2 separate regions of the Homo sapiens genome follow, and region 2 is linked to region 1. A link is an interaction called in ENCODE POLR2A ChIA-PET data of the cell type or tissue named here. Cell type or tissue: GM12878. All regions are shown on one strand. Each heading gives the region's core, and the rest is flanking DNA. Links, peaks and the distances in the headings are about the cores only. Region 1 overlaps HIVEP3 (HIVEP zinc finger 3). Region 2 overlaps HIVEP3 (HIVEP zinc finger 3).

Region 1 (2,904 bases), core at 292-2,791:
TCATAGATGAGAAAGAGCCTGGGGCCCAGAGAGGCTAAGCAGGGAACCTGGGGCTGCTTGGGATCCTAGGGCGATCTGACAGCCACCTCAGCTTCCCCACCACGAGGGATGAAGCCGGGAGGCAGCCCCTTCCTGTGCCTGACCCCTACCAGCTGGGAAATGTGGCCCAGGCAGGCAAGGCCTCTGGGGATCCCAAAGTGGCAGCAGGCAGTGGGAGCTGAGCAGAGAGGAGTAGGGGTGGGCTGGGGGGACACTGCCAGACGGAAATGAAAGTGGCCTTGAGAAAAAGGAACGAGGGAAGAAAAGCAGAAACTAAAACAAGTGACAAAGAAAACGAGAGTGTCCAGAGGAAGTGGCTGAGGGGCGCGGCGCCGCCGGAGGAATCCCCCGCAGACCGGTGTTTCCTCTCTTCTCAGAGGCCTCGGGGTGGAGGACTAGCTGACCAACTGCTCCGTCACTTTGGGCCAGAGGCAGCCCGGGTGACTTTGGCAAGCATGGCCTCATCCCGCCAGCCTAGGAAGGAGCACCAGACACAGAGCCCCAAGCCCTGGGCTGGAGTCGTAGTCAGCTACTTCCTGCTGGGTCATTCTGGGACATTTATTAGACCTCTCTAGTACCCAGTTTCCTATCTATAAAATGGGTATAACCATCCTGAGCCCACCACACTGCTGGAAGGATCTCCTGAGCAAATGCCCTCATCCAGGGCCTGACGGGTGCATGTTGGGGTAGGTGGGCTGTGCACACAGCGGCAGGGTGCACCTTCAGGATACCTGGGGAACAGACAGGGAGAGTATCCACCATCTTATTGTTGAACAAGAATGCATCAACGCTTGCTGGTCCTTAATCACCCTAGGCTTTGTCAGGCCTGGGAACAAAGGGCTGAATAAGGGCCAGTCTATTCCCAATTACAGACTCTGCATGCAACTCCAGTTCCTTATCCCAGCTCTCCTACTTGGTAGCTGTGCAACCTTGAGCAAGTGACTTGACCTCTCTGAGTATCTTTCTTCACCCATAAAGCTAGAACAATAAGCATATCTGTCTTCTAGGTTGCAAGGAATAAATGAGACCACACTCAATCCAAAGCCAGGCACAAATTCCTCAGCCCCAGCCCAGGGAGTGCCCAGCCTAGAGGGGAGCTGGAGTCCAAGGACATGAGCAGGCTGTAATGATAGACGGCACCCAGGCCTGGGGCACTCAGTGCTGGGCAGGGGATGCGGGGCTGGTTCTGCCAAGGCGACAGAGCAGGGGGAGTAAGGGGGGGTGAAATGTAATCCCAAGGGGACAGCATGAGCAAATGTGCAGGGGAGGGGCCAAAGGCGATATGCTTGGGATCTGCAGAGGGTGGATGAGGCCAGACTTGTTCTCAATCTACAGCCCCACTGACAGTTCTCAGACTGGCCCTGGAAGTGATACGGGCATGCCACTGGGGATGCTACAGTCAGCTCTTAATGCAGGGCTGGCTTCTAGGGTCAGCTTCTACAGCCAGACTTGCCTAGGCTGCAGTTTGTCTCCAGACAGACACGGGAATTCCCCCAAGGGGTGGGCATGGTTCTTGTGAACTGCTGTGGCCTGGGACTGGGCTTAGAGTACAGGCAGCTGCTGCGGTGAAGGTGTCAGAAGGCACAGGCTAGGGTCCCAGAGAGGTTTAGGAGGGGGTTTCTCTGCTGGGTGTTTGCTCAGTGCTGGATGGTGGGTGCTGAGGGCCTCATTTGCATAGGGAGAGCAGCTGCTGTCCCAGCCACACTGCTGCCCACAATCTCCACGTGGCTGCAATCTCGCTCTCAGTCACCATCTCCCACATGGACTAGGGGTTACCCAGGCTGCCTTGGCCACGTGCTTCCCCCAACACACAGCCATCCAGGAACAACCAGAAATCAGACTACTGTCTCCGCCACCCTCAGGGGTTCCATTCAGGGAGTCCACCTCCCAAGGTGGCTGTGGGAATAAAACGAGATCCTGGGGGAAGCAGAGAGCCCAGTGCACAGGGGTGATCAGTAACCGGCAGCCCCTTTCCCTGCCTTTCCCTCTACTTCCAACATTATGTTGTGAAGAACAGGGCAGACCTGGGCCCATGCTATCTCTCACCCTGGCTCTGTGACTTGAGGCAACTCACTCCAACTCTGTAAATCAACTGCTCATCTGCAAAACTGGCAAGAAACTGAGAAGGCACTGGTTCTCAGATTGGCAAAGCTCATCGTCACTGCCTCACTCCCTCAACTCTATGTCCAGGGACCACGGGTTTCCCAGGGTTCCCAAACTTGCTGTTGGCAAAGGGCCTGATATCCGTCACTGACCTTTTTATTCTGAATGGGTCCCCGTTGACTTTAAAGCTGGAATATTCTTAGAGGAATTCTAAACTCCTCCTTTCCAACTCCCTACTCATTTTACAGAAGGAGAAAGTGAAGAGAAGAGAGGGAGAAGGGCCCTGACCGAGGCCACCAGCTTGTAAGTAGCAGCCCTAGGCTTGGGACCAGGGCCTCCTGAAGGTGACAGTCCTTTCAGCCATGTGTCCTTGTTCCTCTAGTTACCTCCAATTAACTCTAGGTAACCCAGCCCAGTCTTTGATTCTGTGTTGAAAGGTGCGAGGTGCTGGAGCCGGGAAGAGGTGCGTTCTTGCTCTCGACAGGAAGTGTCATGTGAGTTTCCGGTTCCCTCTCCTCCACTACCACTCTGGATCCTCACACCAGCCCACAGAGGGAGACAGGAAGGGAGGCACAAAGGCAGGGCAGGGAATACTGTGCCTGTTTTCCAGATGAAGACACGAAGGCCAAGAGAGGGAAAGTGAGTCGGCCAAGGTCCTCCAGCTAGTCGGGGTTGAGCGTGTTTAACCTTAGGAAACGTGACTGCAGAGCAAGGGGCTTTCATCTTCCTGTGGGAATTCGCCCCCTTTCTCACAGGGGCCCT
Region 2 (2,904 bases), core at 146-2,645, 87 kb before region 1:
GCACTGCAGGGACAAGGAAGGGAGGTGTTGCTGGTGTATATGGGGAGCACCCAGCCCAGGAGTCGAGGAGAATACCGGAGTGGCGGGAGGAGGAACAGACGAGACTGGAGGAGCTGCACTTGGAGATGAAGGTTCTGAGAGCTGCTGGGGCGGGGGTTGGGGGGCGGGGGAAGGTAGGTGTGGGAGGAGCAGTGAGGTCGCTTCCTGCTATATCAGGCCACACCTCGCAGCCCTCTGTCACAGAAAGCCCCCTGGAACTAGGCACTCTACACAGGGGAGCAGAGAAGACACCGTGTTCCCTCTCTGGGTGCAATAGAAATCCCATGAGGCAGCCCCACATTTGAGGTCCAGCTGCACCCAGCTAAGTGACCTTGGACAAGACACTCTCCATCACTGGGCTAGACCCCAGGGTGCAAAGGTGAAGAAGACCTTGTCCATGTCTCAGGCTGTGATGGATCTAGCAGGGAAGATAGATAAGAAAATCAGTGGTTCTGGCCCTTTCTCCCAGGGAGCCCAAAACCTGAGCTGCTTCCCCGCAAGAAGGCTTCTAAATCTCCCCGGGTTGTAGACACAGAAGCCAGAGGTAGAGGAAGAACCCAACATTTGTTGAGTGTCTTCCACGTGCAAAGGCTGTCCCTGCATTTTTTCACAGTCATACTAATGCTACGGTCAGGCTCCATCATCACCATCTGACAACTGAGGAAACTGAGGCTTTGAAAACAGAGAGATGTGGACAGCCTTGCACTGCAGGAGGGCCCAAGGCTCTGGCATTAAATAAAACTGGACATTACTGGTCTTAGACACTGTGTGGCCTTCTTCGAGTCCTTGACCACCTGTGAGTCTGTTTCCTCACCTCTGAAACAAGAGCAAGAGTGCACGCCCTGGGCTGGGGTAAGAACAAAATGGTACGGTTGGCTTCCCAGAAAAATCCACCTTCTCCCTCTTCCTCTTCTGGTTACTTCTGATCTTTTAGCTTTACTTATGTTTATGATTATTTCATCTTCTAAAATAAGAAGATACCAGATCCCATAACAAGATTGCTGCAACTTATTCACAGCAAAGCAGGTGGAGGCCTCGGGAGATCCCGGGGACTACAGAACCTCCACCACTGGCCCACAGTAGGACAGGGGCAGGGAGTAATTCATGCCTACTAGGAAGACTGTGATAACAGGTGTGTGTTTTTGGAGGCAGAATTGCTTTCTGCCCACACGACAGCTGCCCCCTTAGCTAAGAGGGGAAGCCTGGTGACCCAGGGTCCTCCGGGGACCCAGCCAGGCTTCTGGTCTAGATCTCAACCTGCCCCACTCCTGCCCAGTGCTACCCCATCTTCCACCCCATCCCCACCTCCACCAGTTCAGAGATTCAGCCAGACAGAAAGGCTGTGCCAAAGGAAATTGTGTGCCACAGGGCCCACTTGGTCTGCTGTGGTGTTCTTCCTTTTTTTGGACTTTGTGGCTGTTTGAGTGGGTACCTTTTTCCATAGAAAGTTTCCATTGCATCAGTTATTTACATTGTCACCACCTATATGTGGGCTCTGGTTTCGAGTCGGTGAACCAGAGCAGGCCCTGTGGGGCCCAACACTGCTTACAGGGGGTGACAGGAGCCAGTTGCTACGGCAAGAGGACCTGCAGCTCTGGGTCAACCCTCAGAGCCACCCCCAACCCTGGCAGGTCCACTCTTAGTGTGCTCAGTCCCTTTGGGATGCCATTTTTAGGGTGAGATTTAAGAGAATTTAAGAGCACAGGCTACTAGGTTTGCATCCCGCCTCCTCCACCTCCTAGCTATGCTCTGAGTTATTGACATGACATCTCCGGGCCTCCGTGAACTATCATTTGTAAAGTGGGAATGACAGTGGCGCCTACCTGGCTGGACTTTGAGAAGGACTCAATCAGGTAGTGCACATAAAGTGCTTAGAACAGGGCCTGGCCCAAAGCCTCAATCCATGTTAATGAATGGACAAGGATTTCCTGCCCCCACCCTGGCTCAGACCCTACTGCCCATCCTCTCTTGTGTGAACCAACAGCAACAGCGTCTGCACTGTCCTGCCCAGCCCACCGATCCATAGACCCAGACAGACTGTCCTGATAGCCAGCTCTCACCAAGTCACTCCTCGCCCCAAATCCCAAATCCTTCAGTGGTTCTCCTTAGAGAGTAATGTCTGCACTTTACAAATATGCCAGGCTGCCTCGGCATCAACACTCCCCTGCAAAGCCCCGCTCTTGCCAACTGCCATGCTCCACATTCATGCCTCTTTGCAGTTGTCTCTGTCTGGAATATTTCTCTCCATTTTAACGTGGCTAAATCCAACCCACACCAGCCTGGGTGAGCCCACCTCATAGGCCTCCTCCTCCACAAAGCCCTCCATGACTCTACTCTCTCTCTGGCCAGGAATGATCTTTCATTTAAGGATTTGATCTCTTTGTCGTGGTGTTTACCTTCTCTACCTTGTATGGGTGCAATATAATACATACAAATGTGTGTGGGCATCACAGACAAACCATCTGATCTCTGAGGACAGGACTGGGATGTGTGTGATGCATCCGTGTCACTCACAGAGCCTTGAACATAATTGGTGACTGTGAGTGAATAAATACTGAATTCTCTCAATTTACTAACCCCGTCGACAGGGAAAGCTATTTGGGTGTGTGTTGGTGAAGATCAATCTGCAGCCCATCAGTGTCCACATGATCCTCTCGGTTCTTCTTGAGGGACCCGGCAGACTGGGGTGTCAGCCAGGGGCCAGGACCCCTAGGGGCTCACAGCTACTCAGACTCTGAGTCTCAGCATGGGACCTTGCATCTGAGGCATGTGTGGAAGTCCAGGAACCATCACTGACTTCTTCTCCCTCTTCCTCAGCCTCCACCTTCCATATGTCACCAGGTTCTCAGTGAATCAGCTCCCTAA

What was found. Peaks named below come from ENCODE experiments on the same cell type or tissue, not always from the same donor. Only the 100,000 strongest peaks of a DNase experiment are listed, where the experiment ranks them.
Region 2: POLR2A ChIA-PET joins it to region 1 with 5 read pairs; 2 of 35 experiments call an interaction of 5 or more read pairs at or near these places.

The regions. Positions count from the first base shown.
Region 1 is chr1:41,727,230-41,730,133 of GRCh38, forward strand. All of the region lies in intron 1 of HIVEP3 (HIVEP zinc finger 3), which reads right to left. Among named protein-coding and RNA genes, the nearest start is that of HIVEP3, 190 kb to the right of the region's middle. RefSeq lists an enhancer at 1,128-1,197. In GM12878, for the core only: no CTCF peak of the experiment used is centred there; DNase peaks (open chromatin) are centred at 292 and 1,682; H3K4me3 peaks cover 358 bases; H3K27ac peaks cover 2,067 bases.
Region 2 is chr1:41,640,121-41,643,024 of GRCh38, forward strand. The region is part of intron 2 of HIVEP3 (HIVEP zinc finger 3); the gene reads right to left. Among named protein-coding and RNA genes, the nearest start is that of EDN2, 160 kb to the left of the region's middle. In GM12878, for the core only: no CTCF peak of the experiment used is centred there; a DNase peak (open chromatin) is centred at 1,521; H3K27ac peaks cover 231 bases.